Linked DNA regions of Homo sapiens: all the other regions are linked to region 2. Evidence: chromatin loops called from intact Hi-C (ENCODE). Cell type or tissue: IMR-90. All regions are shown on one strand. Links, peaks and the distances in the headings refer to the core of each region. The heading gives the core; the rest is flanking DNA.

Region 1 (10,931 bases), core at 3,606-8,605, 490 kb before region 2:
TAATGTTATGGTAAACAGTATTTCTATTTTTGTTTCAGTTTATGATTGTTCATTGCTAATCTGTATAAGTACAGTTTTTATATTGATATTTTATCTTCAACCTTACTAAGCCCATTCATTCATTCTTGTTGTTTTTTTGTAGATTGAATTGAATTTTCTACATAAATATTTTCTACATGTTATCCACAAATAAAAGATAGTTTAACAACTTTCTTTTCAATCTCAATAACTTTTCTTGCTTTTTCTTGCCTAAATATAGTTGCTATATCCTCTGGCACAATGTTTCCTGATCTCAGGGGAAAAAAAACTCAGTCTTTCACTATTAAGTATGATGGTAGATGTCTACAGTGTAAGCTTTCAGTGCACTGCCTTCAAATATCAACTCTGTCCCCTCTAATTCTGCTTTTGGAGATCCAATTCTGTTGGTATTGAAGGTTATTTGTGGCCTCAAGAATTCTTTTTTAAATGCCACGGTGTCTTGGAGGGTTCACATATTATGTGGTCTAGAGATATCTCGTATATCAAGTAATACCTAAGCTAGGACACTATCAGGCTGCCTTGAGGGAATAAGGGAAATGTACTGAAAAAAAAGGAAATAAATGTTGGTGGAGACATGGGTAGCTTCAGTGACACATTTGTTTAATTTTTATTTTGTTTAGACTTAATAAATTCCATTACTTTGGAAATTGGTAGTTGATGTCTAATATCTTTAAAGTTTAATAACTAAGGGTTTTGGAATCTTTATCACTGGTGATTTTTTGAAAGAGAAGAGATATTATTTATTTTTATGGTTCTCTAGACATATTAGACATATACCTTTTAGGAGACAAGGAACCGGGAAGATAATCTCTTGCATTCTCTTCTGGTACTACAATATTGCCATCTGTACTTGCCAACACTAAATAAGGATGCTGAATGAAGCTGAGGGTCATATAGCCAAATCAGAGAAGATGGCAACTTGGTCTTTCATACAAATCAATAGAACTACCAAAGAGAACAAATCAAATAAAACCTTTGAAGACAAGAAAAGACCAGCACTATCACTGGGCTGCCTCATCGACTGACTTTGGGTTGTCCCCATGAGGGTGAGGAGAGCAGAGAAGGATAGGGCAGACTACATTGCATGACAGATTCCTGTCCTCAGTGTGTCTGTCTTAGTGAACTCAAAATCTCTTTCAGGCTCAACTTCATGGGAAGAAGCCACAAAATATAATCCACAGGGACTATAATCTTCCTATCCTGATGGTGGAAGGATTTAATGGGTTGATTGTTTAATTCTACCTATGATCACTTATTAATATAGGTATCTGGAACCATCTCCTTCTTCCCCAATAATTTTTTTTCCCTGATACCATGTGTAGGCAAAGATCAGAGCCTGAACAATTGCCTAGGTTGGCCATGCCCAAAGCAGGGTTCTGAGGACACTAAACAATGGCCATGGTCTAAAACAATAAATGAGTTGTCTATGTTCTAATCAGTATCCAAACCATGGAATGGGAGACTACAAAGGTGCATGGAGTTTGAAAGTCCTGTAATAGGGGTGTGTGTAACTAGGATGTGGCAGTATTTCTTGTTTAAGCTGAATGGTAGGCTATTTCATCTTCCATTTATGGCTTATGTTAGCATACAGCCAGGCACATCCTGAAGACAAAGGAGAAATTTTTTTTCTTTTTTTGAGACAGAATCTCATTCTGTCACCCAGGCTAGAGTGCACTGATGTGATCTTGGGTCACTGCAACCTCCACCTCCCGGCTTCAAGAGATTCTTCTACCTAAGCCTCCCGAGTAGCTGGGATTACAGGCATGCACCACTACACTCGGCAAATTTTTGTAGTTTTAGTAGAGAGGGGGTTTCGCCATATTGGCCAGGCTGGTTTCAAACTCCTGACCTCAAGTGATCCGCCTGCCTCGGCCTCCCAAAGTGCTGGGATTACAGACGTGAGCCACCGCACCCGGCCTGGAGAAAGTTTTAGATATTATATTGCTATTACTGAATATTTATATAGCAATAGTTAGAGCTGAAGATGTATGGTATTAGGCTGCCGTAGGATAAGTCAGTCAGTAGCTGTGACCTCTTTATGCCTTTACATGTTTTGAGGTATTAAAAAAACACTTCAAAATTACTCTCAGATGAACTTAGGCATTTTTTTTCATAGATTTTAAATAAGTAGGTCTCAAGTAAGAATAGAAAATATAAAGCAAGCTGCAGTCACCTTCCACATGATCACCTTGTGGGTTTTGCTTTTGCCATTACTATTGTTACTCTGTATTCCTGGGGATGTAGATTCAGCACTCAAGATTCGCTGTTTTCTGTCAGTTTCCTTGTTCCCAATTAGGATACAGTCATTAGAATGATTCCAGGAGGTGTCTTTATTTGCAAGGTCACATGATTAAATCTATGAGGCATCACGTTTCATCTAGATCACTGACATTAGTTTTCAATCAGAATTTTTTTTATCAGCCATTAATAAAGCAGATGAAGTTCATATAGAACAGCATTTCTTAAAGCTTGGTAAGAGGTCCACCTACTATAGAATCACCTAAAAGCCTTATTAATGTAAATTTCTAGGCTCCACTCCAGACCTGCAAAATCAGAATTTCTGGGTATGGGTCCCAGGAATCTACATTTTTAACAAACTGACCATAGATCTCTGTTGCAAGCTAACAATTTCTTAAAGCACATCTTTAGAACTAGTTTTTAAGATGTTTCCCCAGTTTTATTAAGGCATAACTGACAAATAAAAATCGTACATATCTGCAACGTAAAACATGTTTTGATAATGCATACACTGTGAAATAATTAAATCAAGATAATTAACATATTCATCACCTCACATAGAACTACTTATTTTTTATAAAGAAAAGAATCTTCTGTGTACAAATCAGTACATTTCTTGTTAATCTTAAATATTTCCAGGTATATCATCTTCTAACCTTGGATTTAACCTTAGAGTTGCATTTTGGTTCAGTGCTCATTTAATTTGCTAACATCTTCTCTTGGGGTGGGATCCCTAAAAAAAACAGCTCTGGCTGCAGTACTTCAGTGCCGTTTGGAGTCAAATTGCCTCTAGTCGCTCCTTTTAGCTCCAGCTGCTTAACTCCATTATAGTCAGAGTGGGTATATTTATTTAATCTGTTACTGCTGGTTAAAGCAGTGGTTCTTCCACTTGAGGGTGCATCATTTTCACCTGGAAGGCTCGTTAAAACACAAATTGCTGAGCCCTGTCCCCAGAGTTTCTGATTCAGTAGATCTGAGGAGGGACCACATAATTTGCATTTCTGATAGGTTCCTGAGTAATGTTACTGCATGTATGGGGATCATACTTTGAGAACCACTGAGTTCTCAAAGGAAAAAACGTAGGCTGCCTGCCTAAGATTTGGACCAGCTAAAAATGGCTCTCAAACCTGACTGCACATTGGAATCACCTAGGAAGCGTAAACAACATACTAGTGCCTGGGACTTGCTCCGGATTAATTAAATCAGAATAACTGGAAGTGAAGCCTAGGTATGAGTGTCTCTTAATATCCCCAGGTGATTCTAATGTGAATTCAATGTTACATCCCACTTTGCTAGAAGCTCCAGGCCAAACGCTCTTCTGTTCCTCCACATATCTCCCATGTAGCTGAATAACAAATGGAAAAGGTGAAAAACCCCTGCAGCCATTACTTCCTCCCTAGGACAAGTTCCCTCACTTAACTATATTGCTAAAGGCCAATCTTGATTTCTAATCCCAAATATGACCTGTTTTCAAGGCTCCTGATGCTTGATCAGGGTGACATTGTGCATCAGCATGCTCTTCCCCTCCTTCTCTGTATCTATGGTTCTACAAGTCCTTTTTTTTTCCTGTAGCAATAAGCCATTCATCATCAGACCTATTATCCTGAAGGGTTCTGTTCAGGAGCTCTTTTCCTTTAGAATGTTTGCAACAGGTGATGTTTCGAACTTCTTCATTTATAGCATCCTACTTAACTGGAGTGTGTCAAGCAAATGACACTAGTTGGAATACCTCAATTATTGTACATTCATTATGAGCACAGGAGCAATACTTTTTGATCATGATGGATCCTTCTTAATTACTCTATTTTGTAGACTGGAAAAATCATTTTGCCATGAAAAGAATATTTTCAGAGAGCTCTATCGATGCTTAATTCACCAGAGTGAATTAATGTCAGGGTGTGAGTGGGGTGGAGAACAAGTTCTTCCCTGACTTTCTCTGGACTAATCTAGAATGAAAGTTCATTTGGAAAGGGGACTTCACAGACACAGTCAAGGGGGATGTTGAGAAGGAGTCAAGTTGAGTCTCTAAGTTTCTTTTCTCTTTCTTGTATTCAACAAATATTTGCTGAGGGTCTACTGTGCAGGCACTGTTTTAGGTGCTGGGGATACAGTAGTGGACTAGGTAAAGTTTCTGCCTTTATGGCAATGACATTCTATTGGTTAGTGTGTGAGGAGGAGACATTAAAAGTGTAAACAAGTAAAAAAAGTGTCTATATAATTTTTAGTTGTGATAAGTGCTATGACGAAAAGAAGTGGGGCAATGGGATAGAGAATACACTGGGAATGGGGACAGACACTTGTTCCTTTACCTAGGGAAAAAGAAACTCTGTGAAAGTGACATCTGAACTGAGACCTGAATGATGAGAAAGAAGGAATCCCAGCAGAAGAAACAAGTGTAAATTCAAGGGACACACCCTCAAAAAAAGCCAACAAGCAAAGGAGAGAGCAGTCTCAAGCCAAATCATATATGCGCTTGTAGGCTGTGCTAAAGAGTTTGAATTTTATTACAAGTTCAATGAGAAGGCACTGTGGGATGTTTTAAGCAGAGGAATCAAATTGCTTGACTATTGATTTTAAAACGATCACTCTGGCTGCCGCATGAAGAGTGGTCTCCAGAAATGGTGGCAAGAGTGAATTCAGGGAGATCAGATTGGAGGCTGTTGTGGTAATTTAGGCCAAAGATAATGCTGGCTTAGCCTAAGATTTTAGCAATGCAGGGGGTGAGAATTAGGCAAATTTGTGAAGATTGCGAATTTTGGAGGCATAACAAGACATGCTGATGAATTGGAGATGGGATGGAAGGAAGAGAGAAAGGTGCCTGTTTTTGGTTTGAACAACTTGGGGGAAGTTGGGAGCATTTACTGAAATGAGGAACAATAGGGAAAGGAAAAAATTTGGGAGGGAAATCAGAAATTCTATTATGATCACATTTACTTTGAGATAGGCCTATAACATAGTAAAGATGCTGAGTTGGCATCGCAATTCTGGAGCCCAGGAAAGAGCTTTTGGGCTGGAGATAATACATTTATGATTTTTGAACATACGGAGATAATTTAAAATCTGAGTGAGTTAGACAGTTAGCATAGAAGAGGGAAGAGAGATCTGAAGCCCGAGCTCTGAGGCAATCCAAAGGCTAATGGTCAGGGAAATGAGGAGGAAGCAGGGAAATGAGGAGGAAGCAGGAGGTCAGTGAGGTAGGAGGACAAATCAGTGAGTGTGTTTCCCTGAAATATTAATGAATCAAGTGAATCCAGGAGGAGGGGATGGTCAATTGTGTCAGGTCATGCAGACAAGTTCTGCTGAAAGACCTGCGCTGAGAGAGTGTGATGTATGGAAAAGAATGCTGGCTTGCAACGCAGAGAACTTCAGTTTTAAGGACTAACTGGAACTACTGTATAATCATCATCATTATTATCACTATCATCATCATCATCATCATCAAAATGGTAATAGTAAGCAATATTTGTCCATATCTAGTATGTTTCAGGCATTGTGCTAAGTGTTTGCCTGCATTATTTCAATGAATCCTCCCAACAACCAGATGAGGTACACACTATTATTCTCGTTTCAGAGATGGGGGAGCTGAGTGAGGCTCGCAGATGTACAGTCCCTTGCTCCAAAGTCACACAGTGTGATCTGGGCCAAATTATTTCCCTTCTTTGAGGGAATTTCTCTCGTCTCTAAAATGAGCAAGTGAATTACTTTACTTTTTTTTTCAGCAACGATACCCTCTCATCTCAAACAAAAGTAAGTACAGAAACTCAGTTCATAAAACAGCAGAGTTGCACTGTTTCAAGCTTGAGTGTAGGATCTGTAGTCCTATCTACCGAACTGGACTTCTCTCCCCTCTTCCCCTTCTCTGCCCTGTGGCTTGCAAAGCACTCAACTGGATGGATTCTATGTGAATTTCAGCTTTTAGAATCCTAGAATTCAGATTCTCAGCTACCCCCTCCCCCTTGTGACCAAGTGCTGAAATTACAGCGTGGTTGGTCAGTGTTAGGAAATTCTGTGGCTCTGGATCACAGACCACAGAGCCACTAGTCCATATGGGACAGAGTTGTGGCCACTGCACTTCAGTGAACTGGTCACAATGTAAGCTCCTCACTGCTCCCATTTTGAAGTAAACCTCTGGGTGAATACAGCCCAATACCATACCTTAAAACAAATTGGGTTTATCTGACTGATTAAAAAAGAATCAAATGGCTCTGGCCTGGGTGTTGTGGCTCACACCTGTAATCCCAGCACTTTGGGAGGCCGAGATGGGTGGATCACTTGACGTCACGAGTTCAAGACCAGCCTGGCCAACATGGTGAAAACCCATCTTTACTAAAAAATACAAAAAATTAGCCAGGTGTGGTGGGGTGCACCTGTAATCTCAGTTACTTGGGAGGCTGAGGCAGGCTCTTCATCATCTCTTTAGGAAAACCTGTCTTTATGTAGCCTGTAAAAGTCAGACCTCCCCCTCTCTATGTGTTCCCTGAACTCTCTTCCTAACCCCACCATAGTCTTTGCCACATTGGGTGGTAATTCATCATCTGATTACAAGTCTATTTTCTCCACTAGTTGGAATCACATTCACCTTTCTGTCACATTCACCTAGCACAGGACCTGGTCAGCCAACATACATTGAATGAATAACAGACTCTCCTTTTGGGGAGAAGGTGCTTGTAAGAATGGGAAGAGCATTATTTGACAGATATCACAGGATCTTGGTGCTTCCTGCTCATTTGCTGTTCAGTGGAATATTTTGTCTCTGGAAACTTGCTCTGTACAGTGATGTGAACTTGGGATTCCTTCAAACCTATTAACATGCCACAACCAAGCAGAAATACGTGTTCCTCTTCTCCCAATGTGATCTAACTGCCATGTGACTGAGTGCAAAAAAAAAAAAAAAAAATCTGGGTTTGATCTCAGAGCTCCAGCTATGCTAATGGAATGAAATACAGGCAATAGCCTGCAAGGGAGAACACTGATATTTGTTCTGATATGCTTCAGGGGATGGAGCAGGGCCACAATTTAATTCCTGACAGTTCAGAGGCCTTATGTAGTTGGAAACTGAAAATACTCACTGAAAATGCCAAGTAATGTCAAGTCTGAGGAGTTTGACCTACTGGTCAGAATGGAAACCTCAGATAAAGATACATATCCTCCCTTCACCTGCAGCAGCACAATAAGGCAGAGAGAACAGAGTCTCTGTATACTTTTGACCTGGGTTTGAAACCCAGTTCTGAATAGTTCTAGGCATGAGACTTTTTGATAGTTACTCGATTTCTCTGAGTGTTACTTTCCTCTTCTATAAAATGAGAATAATAATATCTATCTTGATAAGTTAGTGTGAGAATTTTGCGTGGTTGTATAAAGGGCCTGGCACATAGTAACTTCTCAATTTGTGATAGCATAAAATAATTAAACTTCTTTTACCTGTGCCAGAAGCAGTCCTTTCGTCTCATCCCATTGATGTGTCATTTCCACTAAGGACCTCAGGTAGAGGGAGTGGGTGTTAATGGTGCCTCTAAGGACAAGGGGGGAAGGCAGTCTCCTATCCCTCAGGTATCTTAGAATCTCCTGTATCTGTCTGTATATGGAAGTATATGTATTTTCACTGGTTAAACAATTTAGTCATTTTTTTCTCCTGGAAAGAAAAGAAAACCCAGCTGATTATTACTTTAGCTTAGTGTATAAGAGGAATCATTTGCTTGTTTTCTTGTTACTTCCTTTAACAGATATTTAATAGGTGCCTGCTATGAGTGAGACCTTTTTCGAGGCACTAGGGATAGAAGAGAGACAACAGTTCTCACTTTCCTACAGCTGACAGTCTTTTTGAGGGAAATAGACAATAAAAATGATAAGTAAAATATATTATTATATGTGAGATGATGATAAGTGCTAGGAAAAGAAATAAAGCAGGAAGAGGTGATAGGAAGTATTACATCAGAAGTATCTTAAGTGACAAAGTTACAGTTTTAGATAGACCAGAGAAGGGATCACTGAGAAGGTGAGATTTGAGTAAAAGGCTGAAGGACACACAAATATCTGGGGAAGAACATTCTAGGCAGAGGGTATAGGACAAGCACAAAGGCCCTCAAGCAGGAGAATGACTGGTGCATGTACAGGGTAGCAAAGGGGCCAGCATGGCAGAAGTTGAGTAAACAACAGAAGCAATAGTAGGAACACCTTTGATATTGAACCCTTTGCTCATCATTTCCTGCTCTTGTTCATTCAGCAACTATTATCAAGTACCTACTATGTGCTAGGCATTGTGCTAGGTACTGGTATAAGGTGCAATGAATAAGGCAGATGGTGTTTCTGCCTTCATATGGAGTTTACAGTCAGTCTAGTGGGAGGAGAAAAGAATAATTACATTTCAGGTGGTGAGACATGCTAAAAAGAAAAATGAAACAAGGCAAGGGGGAAAGGGAAATCTGGGGTGAGGGTTAGTCACTATTTTAAGAAGTAAGGTGGACAGAAAAGCCCTTTCTAAGAAGGTGATATTTAAGTAGAGAAATGAAGAAAGTAAGAGAGCCAGCTTTGGGGATTTCTGGTAGACGATTGTTTCTAGATAGAGGGAGCAACCAATGACCAATATAAAGGATATTAGGCTGGAACGTGCTTGTGTGTTTTAAGAACAGTGAGGAGGCCAGTGTGGTGGGAGCAGCATGAGCCAGGTGGAGGATGGCAGAAGGTGAGGTCAGAAAAATAGTGGGTGGAAGGGGAATGCTAGCCTGTAAACCTTGTGGTCATTGTAAGGAGTTTGGCTTTTTATTTATCTGCTGAAATAAATGATGGTGATCCTCTAAGAAAATGCTTGTCTGTATTGGAGTTGGAGATTTCTTTCTCTCTGGAAAGAGCAGAGGGAATGGAGAAGACAGGAATCTTAAAGAGATTAAAAAACACGGCAGAGACCTAGGAAGTGGATCGATCTCTTTTTAATTATCCCAACCAATTGGTTCTGACTGAGATGAATTGCCGTCTCACCTGTCCAGACACAACTATTGTGAGGTCCCACTTTCCTTTCTTTTATTTTCCCTTTTCTTTGCTTTTTCTTCTTTTCTTTTTTACCCCTTCCCTTTAAATCTGCTGAAATTCAAGAGGAAAAATATACAAATGTTCAGTAATGGTGGCATGTAAGATTATGATTTTTAAAATTTTCAGAGTAAAAAATCCCATTGAAAATCTGATACAATCTATGAAATCTCTGTATTTAGAAAAGCACCTATGGACATATGCATGTGAATTGTTGCTTAGTATTTGCATAGATTCATAGACCTCCTCAGTACCCACAGCCCATCCATGGATGGAATTCCGGTTAAATAACTGTGCAAAGAGATCAGCCAGGGTTTTTGCTTTAATAGAGGCAAATGTAGGACATGGAGAACTATGAGAGGAAATAGTAGAGAACCACTACTCTCTTAGCATTAATTGAGGTTATTTTCCCACCTATCCATTTTCTCTGGACTCAGAAAAGCACTGTTTGTTTCTGCTCTTCTTGTCACTGACCATCTGGTTTACACAAGAGACTTGTAGAGGGAGATCAGGCAGGAGCTTCTGAGGATCCCTCTTTCTCTCCTTCCCATGGAAAAGAGATCTAGCCACGCTGTCTGAAATAAAGTCAAGAAACAGAGGAGTGGTCACAGTACATCAAAGAATTTAAATCTCCTCCTTTTATAACTTTTCCAAATGGAAGGATATCATTCTCAACCAGGTTCAGGCACACAAGACAGTTTCAGACTGGCTGTGAATACTGATATCAGTGCACGGTCTCACAGAGCATGGTCTCACATTGGGGATACATTTTATTTTTTGTCTAGAAGCTTCCTTTTTTGTGCATATATTTAAGCCTCTCAGCAAATATTCAATGGAAAAAGCTCAAGGCCGAGCCAAAGGCAATTATGAAGCACTTATAGAGTTGGAGACTGACAAGTGGTAATTATTTGGAGATGCTTATTTTCCTTGTCTTTCCACTCCTCTCCCCAACTCCATCCCACAACCTGGTGTGCACTAACCATTCAGTTTATATTGGCTCATTACCAAAATCTGCCTTTATCATGTCAATGTTGTGTAGAGAAATATCAGTAACAAAAACATTTGTGCTACTCCTCCAGCAATGAAGTTAGCTAGAAGTTTAATGATTTCATGTCAGTGCTGAATGTCTTTTCACTATTTCCATTCATTAGTCTCTCAGAAGAGGGAGAAAGAGATTTGATGATGTTCAGTTTGCCCTATACGTTCCCCTGGAAGTAAGGTGAGTTTAATTTATTCCTACAGTCTCACCTTTTGTCCCCTCAGCATGGAAGGCGTTCATGCTGCTTTAATCCGTTCAAAGCAATGACTAATCTAACTATTTTTCAGCAATTCTGTTTCAAGCCCTGACCCCATAGCTCCTTTGATCACAAAGTTTTCATGTTGACAGCCATGCATGTTTACAAATGGAATGCTACAGGGAAACAAAGGAAGGGGAAGTAGCCCCTGTGGGACAACACAGTTGTTCATGTGCTTATTGAGAGTCTGATTAAATTCAAAATACAAAATACCATTTGGGAGCGGGGCAGTTCTATCTGTCAGATTTCTAGGCTTCCAAGGACAAGTCAGAAATAACAACAGGATAACGTTATGATAACTTGACCGGGATACTTTCTTCTGTAGTTGAAATGTTG
Region 2 (5,000 bases), core at 1-5,000:
TGGCAGAGCAGACAGGAGCCAGCTCTGAGGTGGGCCCATTGCCAAGCAACTTCATCCTCCCCAGCTTATTCCAAATCTAGTCTAGACAAGGCATCAGAACTCTCATTCTGTTTCTTCAGCTGCTTGTCAGGTCATCCCCTCATTTGAGTAGCAAGGATATTTCTATTAGGTACATGCCCCATGGGATCAGGGAAAGACTCATTTCTCTGAATGAAGAGAATAAATGCATAGCATGCCATTAGCCCAAAGCCCTAGGCAGGAAGAAAACTGACAGAGTGGTCAGCTCCAGAGTGAAGAGCTGGCTAGAAAGGCCCCAATAAACCTCACTGAAGTCAGAACCAGGTATCACTGAGCTAGGAGCCAACACTAAAGTGCTCCTATTGCCACCCCAAGTGCCTTGTGAATTCCCTCTCACAGAAATTTCTGTTAGACCTCTGAAGGCATCTAAGCCCCAGACTGCTGTCATAAAGGAAACTAAGGAGAAAGAGGGGAAATGTATCTTCCATCCACATCCCTCCCCACAACTCTACCTGTTATCTACCGGAGGAAAAAAAGAGATTATATTCATTGGCACTGTAAAAGAAAAAGAAAAAGCAGACCTTTTAAGAACTACCTTACCATTTGGAAAGCCACTGTCAGCACTCAGTTACTTCACAGAAAACTTGCATGCTGATCTGATGGCCCACTGAGGAAATCGTCTATGGAAGGGTGCAAAAGTAGGGAGCAGGTGGCAATGAGTTGCCATATTTTGCCTCTTGTTGCCTTTTAGTGAAGTCCTATGGACCATCATCCATTCCCAAATCCCATTATTTAAACTACTATTGATCCTTATTTTCATCTGACAAACATGTATTGAGTACCGACTATATGCTAGGCATTTTTAATACACAATCTCATTTAATTCTCATAACAGCCATGATTATTTCCATTTACTGCTCAGGGAACTGAGTTTCAGAAAGGTAAATGACTTGGCCCACTTATAAGTGTCAGAATTGCAATTTGACTGCCAGACCTAACTCAAAGTTCATGATTATCCATTTCAACCATGCTAGGAGAATGAAACCAAGAACACAAATTACTACAGTCCAAGTCTTGCGAGAATATACAATGCCTTCGGCCAATTACTTCACCTTTCTGGACCTCAGTTTCCTTTACTTTCAGTGGAAGGATTTACTGAAGAGAATCCTAAAAGCCCCTTCCAGATCATATTTTCTATTGTAGTATGAATATGATAAGTGCTTTAAGAGATATATTTGTAAAATACTATAGGAATATCCAGGGAAGGAGGAATTATTTGCAGCTGGGAAAATTTGAGCTCAGGTAAGCCTTTGTAGATGCTACATTTCATCTTGGCTTTAGTAGTAGGAAGTGGGCATTCTAGGCAGAGGGAGTGGTTGGCGTGAGCAAAGTTATGTGAGTGAGAAAGCACATGACATGTTTCAGAGAAAGCATAACATTCAGAGCTGTTTCCAAAAAGGAGCTATAGTTGACAAAATAATAAACTGAATCTACACCAGGAGAGGCCATGAAATCTGTCATCTTTCCTACAAGCAGTGTGAAACAATGGAAAGTTTCTGAGCAGGGAACGATACGCTAGAGCAAGGTTTCTCGACCTTGGCGCTATTGACATTTTGGGTTGGACATTTACTTGGTGTGGGGGCAGGGGCAGGGGGCGGTTTTCCTGTACACTGTAACACCCTGGCTTCTACCCACTATATGTCTATAGCAACTTATTCTTCCTCCCCACCAAGTTGTGAAAACCAAAAATGTCACCAGACATTGCCAGATGTCCCCCGGTATGAGGGGAGGTTGCTTTCTATTGAGAACCACTAAGTTAGAGGTATTGCCTGGAAATATTAACCTGAAAGGTCTGTGTCAAATAGATTGGAGGCAAATGGAGGATATAGACAGAGAGAGTTACCAGAGGTCACGGACACTGCTACACATCCAACAATACATAAAAGAGTTCTCCACAACAAAAAATGATCTGGCCAAAAAGTGTCGATATTGTCTACGTTGAGCAATCCTCATGTAGACAAACACCAGATATTTATACTTTAAATTCTATTCAAAATAAATCTTGATGACTAAAAGATTAGCCCAACAGAATGGAATTTCCTCCCTTAAGAACGGCCATGCATGGTTCCTTCTTGACCTGGGAAGCAGACTGGGACTGAGGCATGGTCAGTCTTGAGCATTCTAGTATGTTACCCCATGGAAGGCAAGGGAAGCTCAAGGGGAGAGATCTCACAAGGTATTGAGGAGGAAGCACTGATTCCCTGGGAGTAAGGAGACAGGATAAATATTTGAATAAATGTTTTAACTCCACCAGGTCTCAGCTCTTTAACCCTTAAAATGTGGAAAAATAATTAAGTACCTGGCTAAAGACGTCACATTAAGACCAGATGCGTCCTTAAAGTCCCTTGAGAAACACCAAACTAACTGCTTCCTTGCCTTCAGATTAAATGCACTGACTCTACTTCCACGCTAGAATTGTTTAAAAGTCTGTGTCCTTAGAAGATACTGCAGGGAGATGACATCACACCTAGAAATTTTCTCTATATCCATGCATGGGTGTCTGTGAAGAGAAGGATCGGTGGCAGGATAGGGGGAGAAAAGAGGTTCTAACTGCAAATGAGCTTTATGCAAAGCTTCTGGATGAGCCCTGAGATAAGCCTATTCCTTTTTGTGCTCTTCTGTATCATTTCTAACACTCTATCTGTGAGTCACTGAATTCCAGTGTTGAATTTGCTGTGACAGAATCTCTCATACAAGTTATTAAATCATCACTCAGCAGTGGGCCTGACATTTAAATCAAGACACGTTGCTTTTATTCCAAGTTGCACATCAAATTGGATTGGAATTTGACTCTGTTTCCTTTGATTCAGCACGATGTTATGTTTTACAGCTCACTGTTTAGAGATAAATTGTCACTGGCGGCCACTTAAACTGACCACCCTCCCTAGAGCCGCAGTCCTATGCCCTTCAGGGTTGTGGTGTCTGGCTAGCTGTCAATGGGTCATGATGAGCTATGGGGAGTTAGCCCCAAACCAATGCTTGTGGTGGGATCTAGCATTGCTGTGGGCATCAAAATTATGGACCGGAGTGAGTCAGAATCTGATAGAGTGGCTCCCCCATTCAGGGAGCATGTGCAGAATGCCAGCTTAGAAGCCAAGAATGCTGGAGAGTGAATCCAAAAAAGGAGTTCTCTTTGGAGGAAGAAGGAAACAATGTTGAAAAGAAAGGGCATAAAAAGAGAATGAGGTAAGTCTGTCTTTTGAGTGAGTTGAGTCTTCTCTTTCAGAGAATCATCTGATGAAATTCCAGGCTCCTGAAAGGTTGGAGGAAGAGTCAGGGAAGCAGGGATATAGCAAGCCCATAATGACAACTAACACCTCCAAAACTGAATAGGGCTAGATGAAATGTAATGGAACCTTCAGATATATGAAGATTTAATTTCGCACAAGTGTTGCCAACAGTCATGTTCTGAGAGCTGCTACTGTAGAAGGAAAAAACAAGCATGCTAGGACCCCGGATTATGGTAAGAAGTGTTGGATATTGGTGTGGCAGGGGAGAGGCTCATGAAGATGGGGTAAGAATTGTGAAGTGGTTTGGAGTTTCAGGGTCAGGCAAGAAGGGAAAAATCCATTTGGACAATGTGAATAGTTCAAGGGTGTAGATTGTATTCCACCAGAAAGATAAGATCCAAATTCTAGGAATTATTGGAATTAGAAGACTGGAGGGTGTTTCAGGTAAGGGGCAAAGAGAACAATATTAGCATTTGTTTTTTCGTCTAATATACTCCAATAATCAGGAAGTTTAAGAGACACTGCCCTGGCCTTAGATAGGCAAAAGAAGGGAAGGAATGACACCAAGGATAGAGAAGAACCTAAAATGGGAACCTGCATATCATCCTCAACTTCACCACCCAGTGTAGAGGAGCAGGACAGATATACAGAGAAATCTGCCTGGGAGTGACCTGGGGGCCTTGATGGCTTTCACAGGCTTCCACATATCAAGCCAGGTAGCCTATAGTGGCCCTGAGGACAAAAACCTCAGCTACAGAGAAGCACCTAGGAATCCTTTGGAATTTGATAGAGTAGGGTGTGAGGGGAAGGAATAGAGAGAAATCAAAGAAGAGAAAGGGACTAAAGGAGAATCAATGGGGTGGGTGGAAGATTAGAACAATAGAGATACTAAAGGAGAGTTGATGGGGTGGGTGGAAGATTAGAACACTAGACATAGAGATCATGGCACATGGAGACTGATGGCTGGGGAGGGTTAAGCTTTTACAGACCTCTTCCTATTGAGGGTATTATTTTTTTCTGAAAATAATAAAACAAGTTCAGGAAATAATAAACAAGTTCAGGAAATAATAAACACAGTTCAGGAAAGCCAGCTGTTCTTCTCATCATTGTGGCACCATCTAAAGTCATGAAACCAGGTAACAACCCATCTCCCAAACTACCGTTTGGTACACATGGTAGGGTAAGGGAGGGGTGGTTGCTATTTGCTGACTCAATGCATTTTTGCCATGAAGACCTGAATTTTATGTTAGCAAGAAAAGTAGGGGTTTGGAAGGAGCTGGTGGTCCCATCTATTCAGAGACATACTGCTGACTTTAGGGTCTTTATAGGTAGCAACATAAAAACATTTTTAATGCAGCCAAGCTAAATGAACAGAGAACTTTCTCTGCTAGGTTCAGCAAACACAGATGAATAATCCACAAAGATAAAGCAAAGCCAACGAATTCAAGAGCAATTGCCAAACACCCTACCACCCCCACCCCGGCCCCCAGTAAAAAGACAGCCAAAGCTATGAGAACATCTCTCTTCTCACTCTCCAAGCTGGGCGTGAGTGTCAACAGCAGCCCAGATTGGAGGCCCAGAACCTACTGAAGATTCCAGAAGCCTGCCAGGCTCCTTTGCCAGAGAAGAAGAATAAAAAACAACCCACTGAAAACTTCAGTTGTTCAGGTAAATATGTTATTGTGAGTAGCC
Region 3 (10,931 bases), core at 3,530-8,529, 270 kb before region 2:
CTTCCCAACAGACTCTCTCAGTTCCTTACCCACGTCTAGGGTAGTCAACCATCCTGGTTTTCCTGGACGATTCTGATTTTATCAGTGAAAGTTCATGCCCTAGGAAATCCTTCAGTCTTGGGCAAATCAAGATGGTTAGTTATCCTGTGACATATCAGACCCTGCCCCTAACATGCAGAAATACCATCCCAAGGTCTGAGCTGTATCTTTCCCAAGTTTGTACGGAAAAAGCACAAAGTGTGCTCTGCGAGCAGCCTTCCCTCCCTTCTCTTATTTCAATACTCAGTTCCCCTTTCTCTCTTCCCATGGAGGAGTCAAAGTTATCTGATCAGAAAAGGGTAAAGGTGGGAGAGAAGAGAGTTTCAGACTTAAGCAGAGATCAGTTCTGAAACAGCCTTTGTAATGGGAACACTTGGAAGACAATGAAAAACAATGGGAGGCTCGCAGATTGTCAGCAAAAGCCCAGTTCATGCCAGACAGCATGACTTGGAAGTGAACCAGCAAGTTTCTGTGACCCTTCCTATCTGCAGGGAAATGAAGACATACATAATCATTTCTTCCTATTAAATGGTTGGAGGGTCTCCAGGGGAAAGTGCTATCTGCATTGACATTAAGGCCCAGAGGACAACTGCTTTTAAATTAAGGGCAAGAGGGAAATTATTTGGGGAATGGTAGGGTCACTTGTGAGATAAACTTCCTGCTTATTCTGGTATCACATCCGAGTCCATAGCAGTTTGCCAGTTGAACACAGAGGCAGAGAGTCTTGCGTACTCATACTTATGAGTATGAGAAGGACCAGTAGTAAGCTTCTGATTTTTCCATCCAGAGTGTAACCATTTGGAAAATATAAGCAAGAGACAGAAGTTGAATCACAGCTTTTCTACAAAAATAGACACCTACTCCCTGTTCAATTACACTCTGTGAAATGCCCTTTAATTTAAGATGCTCCCATTTTTGCTGCTATTTTTTAAAAATAAAAGCTCATTATTTGAAGCACCATTAACCTTCAGCACCATTGACATAAATATGGTGCACTCTCCATATTAAACACAACTTTTCAGCAGCTGGAGGACTGACCATAAGCAGGACATTGAGGATGTGACCACAGTGAGATACATAGCCAGGTGGTGACCCAGAGGCTGTGATGTGGGGAGATTTTTGGAGGGATGGATGAGGAAAGAAGGGAGCAAAATCATTTCTGATTAGGAAGGCTCTTTGCTTTAGTTAACCATTATAGAAGCAGGAATATCTGTTGTTTCAGAAGCATTAGTGTCAACCCAAGTGTTCCCATCACACAATAACATGTATGTCATAGGGAGTCACTTAGTCAGGACTTGTTGAATTGAATGGAATGGGAAGAACGTGGGTAATGGGAATCTACTTTATCTAATAGCTGCAGAGTTAATTTTAGCAGATGTTCTGAATTCCTCTCAAAGAAGTAAATGACTTGGATATTTTTCTTCTGTGGATTCCCTAGCCCAAGACTGTAATTACAGTGAGACCATAGAGGCCATTGTTTAGGTGACTGTGTGGTTTGGAGGTGCCCCCTCCACAACACACCCTCTACTCCCCATGAGAACCCATTCATAAACATGAAGTCTGACTGAAATTCCAGTATCCCAGATTTATTTCTCCTGATAAAGGCATTGAGGCTTCAGTAATTGACTATTTATATATAACCATTCTGAAAGTCCTAAGACTCAAACCAATTGTTGGATTAGGCCTCAGAATCTTGGTACAATTTAGTAACTTAGAACTGCATTTCAATACAACATCTCACTGAGATCTGGGAAACTAAGATGGATCTTTTTTGACTGGTGAGGGGTGGTGATGGTCATGGGAGTGCAGGCAGTAAAGATCAATCCCAAAGCATGGAGCATTGCTGAGAAGAGCAGGAGGAATGGCAACTCCGAGCAGCTATAGGTCTAGAGGTTGGGAAGTAGTAGAGAGCAGAAGTGATATTGAGAGGTAAGAGCAAGATGAAGAAACAGAAATACTAAAATGACCAGCAGATAGGGAAAATATAATGAACTAGGTTAAACAAAGTCTGGATTTTCCATTGGTATGGACTAATTAATATCCTACTACCATGAATGTTTTTGACACAGTACATTTTCTGAATTCAAATCATTGCTGATATTAATTCAATTCAACAAATATTTAGTGCATATTTAGAGTGTGTTACACACTGTGCCAGGTACAGGTATACCATAGTGACAGAGCCCCTAATGCAGCTTACAGTCTGGTGAAGATTTTCTGTAATTGCAATCAGTGTAATAGAATGTAAGATGGTGGGTAGTCAATTGTGTAAAGGAGCATGGAGTAGGTGCCTAATCCAGTCTTTAATAGGGAAAAAGAAAGCCTTTCAGAGGAATATACATCTAAGTTCATGCCTGAAGGATCAGTAGAAATATGCCACGTGGACATGGTGGGGGTGGAAAGAGAGTTCCAGGCAGAAGAAACAGCATGTACAAAAGTCCATAGGCCAAGGATGTTGGCACTTTCAAGGAACTGAAAAGCAAAGTAGTCTGGTTAGAACACACACTGCAAGACAGAAAGAATGAGAGATTAGATTGGAGAGATACGCAGGGGCCAGATCATGAAGAGTCGTGTTAGTGTACTTATACTTAATCTTAAAGGTGTAAGAAGTCAATCATTTCATAGAAGCTTTCCCAGATCACTTGGGGTCAGAAACTCAACTTATTTCTACTAGTGCCATTCCTCTGGCTAAGAGAGACTCAGTTATGTAAGGGTCATAGACACAGGCTTTCAAACCACCAAAGTGAAATACTTTTTGACCAAGTTACTTAAATAAAAGAAGTTTGTAGATTCCCTGGGAGGATCACATGACACAAGCTAGAAAGAGTTACCCAGAGAACCCAATGATGATATAGAAGATCTATCTAACCCATACATAGGAAAATGGCCTTCTGACTTGAATGCCTCTGATTCTTGACCTAGATCTTCTGCCTTTCACTCCCGTGCTCTTTCTGTAATCCCATGCTGCCTGCCCACATAGGCAATGGGCCCAACTTCGTGCACTTGGCAAAAGGTCTTACTCCATTCTCTTAATCATTGCTATCTTTACCCAGTCAACTGAACTCCAGTTAGGGTCCTCCCACCCTGCTTATTCATGCCAGGTGCCCCTTTTAATCCCATTCAATGCTTCTGGGTGGGCTTCTCTGGTTGTTCTGTCTCTGGTGAAGATGACCTACTGAATTAAAGACCTTACTTTTTTCCTTCACTTCAGATGTCCTCCTGAAAACTTAGTTTCTGCTTTGAGCTGTGGCTTATAGTAGCCCATGGGTATTGTCAACTTCCTGGAGGAGCCAGAAAGTCATCTCTCATTTGGCCGTTAATATCAGTAAGTTATGACCGTTGAGGCAGTGTGATTGGATGGAAAGCAAATGCACATTAGCAGATCTGAGCTTTAGTTCAGCTCTGCTCTGCTCTGTGGGACCTTAAGTAAGTCACTTATTTTTGCTATGTCTTTGTTTACATTTGACTAAAAGGAAATAATAGATGTGAAAGTACTCTGAAAAGTAGAAATGTTCAGGAAAGATAAAGTAATAATTAGTATAATCACCATCATCACCATCATCATTATGTACAAGCCTGACATATGCTACACAGATCATACACTCCAATACATGCATTGGCAGGTGGTTCCTCACAAGCTCTGGATGTGCCCCAGTCCCCTCCCTGCCTAGAAGCTTCCCCTGGGGAGAGATGAAATGTGATGCAGTTTATGGCAGAATGTGGGCTCATGTAATTCAGTTTCTCCACCTGGACAACTGTTCTGCTCTTTGGAGATAAGTATTTGTTTGTTGAATGGCTTATTTTATGAGTATGCTAGGCTGCCTTTCCAGGCTTTCTGACACACATTCCTCATGTGTCCCTGTCTGCCAAACTCTTCTTTTGAAGGTAGCCCCCCTATTTTTTTGTATCCACACTCCACAGGTTTGTGCAAACATCAAATATGTTTGTGTTTGCAGCATGCACAGACAATAAATACCTGTAACTGTTTTCTCTGTGTGTACTTGATAAGAAAGAGTAAATATGACCACAGTCTTTCTTCCTTGGTTGTGCTCAGAAGTGGCAATGTCAAGTCAAGGCTGGAGGCCTAGTCTAAGGCAGCTTTGATCAGCCCTGTAATAGAATCCTGGGAGGTACATTCTGACCTCAGCAAACAAGGCATGGGCTCTCTGCTACAGGGATAATAAATGATAGACAGTCACCTTTGAGGAAGCTTCTCCTGCCTGGAGCGCAGCTGAAAAGCAAGGAAGCTGTACAAAGAACTACGAATGGTCAAAATAGCTGCTACATGCCCTAAAACTCATGTCCTTTACACAGGGAAAAAAACCCACCTCTCCATCTTCACCCTATGCCAATATAGTTTAATTCTCTGAACAGTTCTAACATAATTGGCCACTTCCTTCCCCTGTAAATAGCAGATTAGAAGCAGAAAAATAGAAAGAGAACAGAGCATCAAACTTCCCCACTCCTATTGCTAGGTTATTAGTGTCAATCATGATGACAGCTGCAAGAAATGACACATGAGTTGAAACTGATAACTAAAAAGAACCAAGAAAAGAAAACTTCAACTGTTCTAGACTTTTGAGTGCTAGAGAAAATAATAATACCTGTACTAGTAGTTCCTAAAGGCATTATTGCATGAAAGCGCCACACTGTGCTTAATGATGGCATTAAGTCATCAGGAAAAAAACCACTAAATTATATTAGATATCTTCTGTTTTAAGAAGCCTAAATCTCTATCACACATTTCTTGTTTTTATACTTTTAGTTTTATAAGGAGGCAGCATGTGAAAGTAAACAATATGCTGAAACTCAAAAAATCCCAAGTTTCTTCCATTGATTGTTTTATTCATCAAATATGAATTAAGCACTCCACTATATGCCAGGCACTGGGGATCCTATGGTAAAAAAGACATAGTCCCTGTCATGGTGGAGATCACATTCTAGTGGGAGAAACTGACAAGGGAACGAGCAATTAAAACACAGAGTGATCAAGGGATTAACAGGGTGCTGAGAGACCACACAGGAAGGGACACTTAACCTGGACATTCAGGGAAGACTTCCTGCAGGATATGATGTCTAAGTTAATAAGTTATCCAGACAAAACTAAGTTGGATTGAGGAGTTCTACGCATAGAGCATATCATGTATTCTAGTCTGAAAATGAAAAATAATTTGGCATGATGGTGAAAAGGCTAGTAGTTTGGTGGTAAGGGAAATATAAACAAATGCCAGTTAACTGGTTAAGATGTTGGACATTTTTCACGAAGACAATGGGATGCCATTGAAGGGTATAAACTTACTGAGTAACATGAATTAATTTTATACTTTAAAATGCTTACTCTGACTACATTGTAGAGAATAGATTAGAAGGGGCAAGACTAGAGACAGGTAGTATGGTTGGGTGGCTGTTTTAGTGATCCAGGTGAAAGAAAATGATAGCCTGGTCTAAGACAGTGGGTGTGTTAGTGAAGAGAAGGTGGATTTGAAAAATATTTTGAACACGCTGTTGACAGAACATTGTGAACGTCTGGTGAAGGAGAAAAAAGAATCAGAGATAATGCCAAATTATCTGGCACGGACACAAAGTACTAATAGATGACGGTAGTGCCATTTCCTTTGGTAGTCACTATTTAATCACAAACTAGCCTTGAAATCAAATTCATTTTCCTAAATTGTAAAATAAATGTTAACTAGATAATTGGTTCTCAATATCAGGGATTTTGACCCCCACCCCTACCCAGGGTTCTTGGGCAATGTCTGGAGACATTTTGGTTGTCACTTCTGGGAGGGGGTTACTGACATCTAGTGGACACAGGCTGGGGATGCTGCTAAACATCCGACGATGCATAGGGTAACCTTTCCCTTCAACAATGAATTATTTGGCACCAAATGTCAATAGTACCAAGGCTATAAAATCTTGGGCTAGACAACATAAAGAACTTAGACTAAATAAACTCAGAGGCCTCTTCAAAGCTTATGAACTGACAAGCTAAAGTGCTTATTTATATTTTGACACTTTAGGGGATAAGCCTTAGTGACCTGGAAGATTCTCTTTCGTGGACCACATTGATAAATGAGGTATTATTAGAATCCACCAATTAATAATAACCAGATGTTGATGTATGTGGTCCCAATAACCTAAGTCAGTTTTCAAGAGTATTGGAATGAATTGTCCACTACAAGTACTTGCAGTATGTGTGCACATGGCACTTAGAATGCATCTGCAAACTTATTCTGATCTTCCAGAGACATAGAGTGCCTCTTGCCCATATTCTTTTTGGCCAGCATGCAATGTACCTACATACACTTTGTGACAGCAAGAACATGTGAGAAATGATGAGGGCTGGTGGCAGCCCCTGCCTGAGCTATCTCCTGAAATTATCCTGGGCACCAGAAGCCCTACTTATATAGCTTTAGGCCCCATGGGTGGAACCACAGGCAGAGCCCTACAGAGTATTCACTCCAGGTAAAGATATTTTACAATCTTTTGGCATTAGGGTATAGCTTAAATTGTGATAGGTGCTACTTTCTCATTCTGTACTAAGAGACACCCTTCCTGAGGGTATGTCTCTCACCCTCAGGCTTGGACTATCCAAGGGCTTCCAAATAGTAGTGGAATTCAACCCCAGGCCATCTGTGGAAGACTATGGAGCTCCCATTCAGAATCCTTCATAACTGTCTGGGCAGTGGAGTCCTTACCTCAGGTCTTCACAGCACACAGTAGGAATTCAATAAATAAGTGCTTGTTGAATGAATGAATAAATGAATGAATGAGATCCCTATATTGGGGGGTGGAAGAATTGGGGAAAAAGGAACCCCTGAGTTTTTTAGAAGAGAAAAAGAAGACAAATCTACTTTTTATTAGCAGATATTTACAGTGCCCACTACGTGGAAGCACTATTTAAGGTGCTTAGGGGTTTTGAGCAGAGCAAATCTGACTTATGCTTTAATACGATTCCTTTGGCTAGAAGCTAGAAGACCACCTAGGAGTCTGTTGCAGTAATTGAGGCAACTACAATAGTGGCCAAAACCAGCATGGTAGAAATGAATGTGTTAAGAAATGGATAGATTCTGGGTATTTTTTGAATGCAGAGCCAGCAGGATTTCCTGATGGATTGAATGTGGCTGCAAGAGTGACTCTGAGATCAGAGACCTCCAAGGTTTTTGACTTGAGAAATAGGAAGTATGGAGTTGCCAACAGTTGACATGAGGAATGTTGTATTGGGAGTTTAGTTTTGAACTTGGTTTTAAATGTGTATTAGACATTCAACTGAAGACATCATTAAGTCAACTGGTTATGTAAATCAAGTTTGGAGAGTGGTATGGGGTGAAGATGTGAAAGTCATGAAACTAAGTAAGATTATCGAGTATGAGTGTAAAGATGGAAAAAAGAACCAAGAATTGGACCCTGGGGGCCCCAGCATTAATAGGCAAAAGCCTCTTATTTGACCAGAGACTAACCCTCTCTGCCTCTTTTTTGTGGAGTGATCATAGCAGCAGCCAACCTGCCCCCAGCAGCCTCCTGAAAGAGGACTGGGAGTTTAGAGTCTTAGTTTTCTGGACTATGTCCTATTGTGCATTCCTCTCACGGTAACAACAGTTAAATCCTCCATGTGATATTTAAACCTCAAGAGGTTACTTGGTTATACATATTTATCATTTCCTCCAGGCTAATATAATGATTGTTAATTCCAGCCAAATAAGAATCCATTCTTACAAGGGTGAGAAGACATTTTTATCTGCATAATTCATATGCAAATATTTTGAAAAGCAGTTTGAAATGCAAGCTGCCACCTGTCAGTTTGCTTTTTGCAAGGAAGGGGGAGGCACCATTGTCCCTGAATTTTGAGAAGAGCAAGGATTCGCCTTGCTCCATGCATCTTCAGCTTATTGTTCGCACGCTGAAAGGTTCATATTTTAGGTGTTATTTTAAGTAGAAGATCCACATCCAAAGTTGTTGCACAGTACTTATCATCACTGAGAAGCATTCCTCTCTTTCTTTGAGGGCACCCTTGTACACCTTCACTCCTCTTGGGGTATAGGCAGAGTTTAGAGCATTGATTTCTAATTGAGGAGTGGGAAAAAGAGAAGCAACAAATGTCAGAGCTGAAGCATTGCTCTGAGGTCATCATGTTCCCTGTCCTGCCTCCTAGATAGGACTGAACCCAGAATTAGTCCTAATTCCCTTGAAACTGTTGAGGTATATTTCATATTGGTCCTGGCTCTGCAGGGCCCAAGTGAATCAATCCTGATTTCTAAGCTCCATGACTCTGGTGACAATGGCAATTCACAAGACAGGGGTGCAGAGGTACACTTGCTTTCTAAGATAGTTTTCAGCCTGGGATGTATGTACCTTTGAGGGTACATGAAGATGTTTCAAGGGACATTTAGACATAGTTTTAAGAAAATCAATTACCAGATTCTTAATTTTCATTAGTATTATTTCTTAAAAAACATCGGTAGTTGGGGTGTCATACCAGTTCTTCTTTGGCATATCTCCTGTCAATGTCACTCTTCAATTGCTTTCTCTGCAAAAGAAAGACACACCCATCATCCATTCTAAATCTTACTATGATGCAGTCTATCCTCTCATTACTGTTACAGAATGCAGTATTCTAATGGAAGACCTGTTAAGAAAACAAATAAACTTTGGTAAGAAACATCTTTTCTAAGTTCTGCATTTACTGGTGACCCAATACTTTCTCTTCTCAAAGTTAATTTCCACAAAGTACATTAAACTGAAGTCTTACAAGCAGAACATCTACTTATATATAGAAGTAGGACAAGATGTTCCCCAAATGTGCCATCTAATGTGTAATGACTTGAACTTTAGAATATCAGCTTCATTTGATTAGGGTTAATTTCTCCTTCTCAGATATGTTCTATTTCTGTCAAATTGTTTTCAACCATAAAATAAAATTACTGACTTATCTATGTATAATAATTCTCATGTCCATCTCTCTATTCATCCATCACACCATTTAAAGGCACTTTGAAACCCTCTATATCAGAAATTAAGATTTGGCATGAAATATTTAGATCCTAATTCACAACCTGTGGGAAAAACAATAATATGCATACTTTTTATGTTTTTAAGCTTCTTCAATTTTGTCTAATTTTAGCTCCATAGACAAGGTGCCACTAAGCAAGTTACATATATAACTAATATGTTTTTAATTTTTAAAATAAATTGCTATTATTTGAGGTATAATATGCATACATAAAAGTATACAAATGATAAATGTGCATCTTAACAAATCATCACAAAGTGAACAGACCCATGTAACTAATCAAAATTAAAAAAACATTTATGGCACTGCAGAAGGCCCCTTGATTTTTCCAATCACTATCTCATTCTTCTTTCTCACTGGTAACCACTCTCCTGACTTCTAACAGCATAGATTTGTCTGGTTTGTTTTTTAATTTTTTTTTAAATTGAAGTCTACAGCATGTGTTCTAGTGTACTCAGTTTCTTTTGCTCAAAATATTTGCTTGGTTCATGTATGTTATATAGTGTAGCAGTATCCATTTATTTTCTTTGCTATATAATATCCTGTTGGATGGCTATAACACAGTTAATTAATCACTTCTACTGTTGATGGACATTACAGCTGTTTCCAGTTTTGGGCTATTACAAACAATGTTACTATGCATGCATCCTGAGGGTAAGAGCATATTCTATACCTGCCCTTGAGGATTTTTCTTCTATTCCTGTCCCAGAAGCAGTGAGTTTTTGCCTGGGCTTTGGGGGAGGAAGGACGTGTTGCCCCTCCACCAATAGCTTAACCTTCACATTGTAGGAAAGAAGGATCCTGGGAAGCAACTGAGCTTCTTGCCTATGGGCCAGCAGCAGCCAATCACATACTGCACCACTAAGGAAAAAAGTTTCTCTCCTTTCCTGCTCTTCTACTTTGCCCGCAGTCTTCTTCACAAGCACCTGGAGACTTCCCTAAAAGAGAGTTTGTGAGTGAGGCTGAGCTCTTCTTGTATCTAAAACTTTTAGTTCTCCCAAATTGAGTGTTTCACTCATACTTGCCTTTAAGAATTGGATAAAATTTTAGCTTATTTCATCTTGCCTGTATGTGTGGTGGTACCTTTTCTCTTGTGCTCTGCCAAAGATGAAAAAGTTCTATGTTGTGTCTTTCCTTGGAGACACTTGTCACTCTTTTGAGTATTTATTTGGTTGTCCTGCAACCTTAACTCTCTGACAGGCTCAAGAAAATTATTTTGTAGATTCCCCATCTTCTTCTCACTGTAAGAGTGAGAACAGTTTACTCTTGTGTCTTTCTGTATCCTAAGCATAAATGGAACTCTCAACAACGGACATTCTTGTACATATTTTCAGTGTAACTTATGTACACATTACTGTTGGGTATATACCTAGAAGTAGAATAGGTGAGCCATGTATGTATGTATACATTCAACTTTAGAGCACATTGCCAGTCTCCTAAAGTGTTTTACCAATTTACACTCCCACCAGTAGTGTATGAGAGCACCATGAACACTCAGTATCATCATCTGCTGTTGTTATTGTTTTGGCCATCCTCATAGGCACATAGTGGTAACTCATTGTGATTTAACTTGAATTTCTCTGTGAAGAACATTGTCACTTGCACCTTTTAATGTCTTGTGTGATGTTTTTCTCTAGTCGCTTGTCAGTTTTCTTTTGAGTGTTCATCTTTTTCATATTGATTTGCAGGAATTCTTTATATAACCTAGAAATGAGCTATGAAAGTTATGTGTTACAAATACTGTCCCTCACTTTGTGGCTTGTTTCTTTGCTCTCTTAATAGTATCTTTTTAAAAAGTCCAATTTATTGAAGTTTAACTTATATACAACAAGTACAATGGAATACATACAATAAAATGTACCCATTTTAACTATACTGCTCA

What was found. Peaks named below come from ENCODE experiments on the same cell type or tissue, not always from the same donor. Only the 100,000 strongest peaks of a DNase experiment are listed, where the experiment ranks them.
Region 1: a loop joins it to region 2, with 10 times the contacts of the local background. A loop is called at or near these places in 3 of 110 quality-filtered maps.
Region 3: a loop joins it to region 2, with 3 times the contacts of the local background. A loop is called at or near these places in 3 of 110 quality-filtered maps.

Annotation. Positions count from the first base shown.
Region 1 is chrX:112,141,172-112,152,102 of GRCh38, forward strand. All of the region lies in intron 2 of RTL4 (retrotransposon Gag like 4), which reads left to right. Among named protein-coding and RNA genes, the nearest start is that of RTL4, 64 kb to the left of the region's middle. In IMR-90, for the core only: a CTCF peak has its summit at 6,244 (motif pointing left); no DNase peak of the experiment used is centred there; H3K27me3 peaks cover 383 bases.
Region 2 is chrX:112,634,387-112,639,386 of GRCh38, forward strand. All of the region lies in intron 3 of LHFPL1 (LHFPL tetraspan subfamily member 1), which reads right to left. Among named protein-coding and RNA genes, the nearest start is that of LHFPL1, 43 kb to the right of the region's middle. In IMR-90, for the core only: no CTCF peak of the experiment used is centred there; DNase peaks (open chromatin) are centred at 2,115 and 2,925; H3K27ac peaks cover 2,586 bases.
Region 3 is chrX:112,362,743-112,373,673 of GRCh38, forward strand. All of the region lies in intron 3 of RTL4 (retrotransposon Gag like 4), which reads left to right. Among named protein-coding and RNA genes, the nearest start is that of RTL4, 290 kb to the left of the region's middle. In IMR-90, for the core only: a CTCF peak has its summit at 5,850 (motif pointing left); no DNase peak of the experiment used is centred there; H3K27me3 peaks cover 143 bases.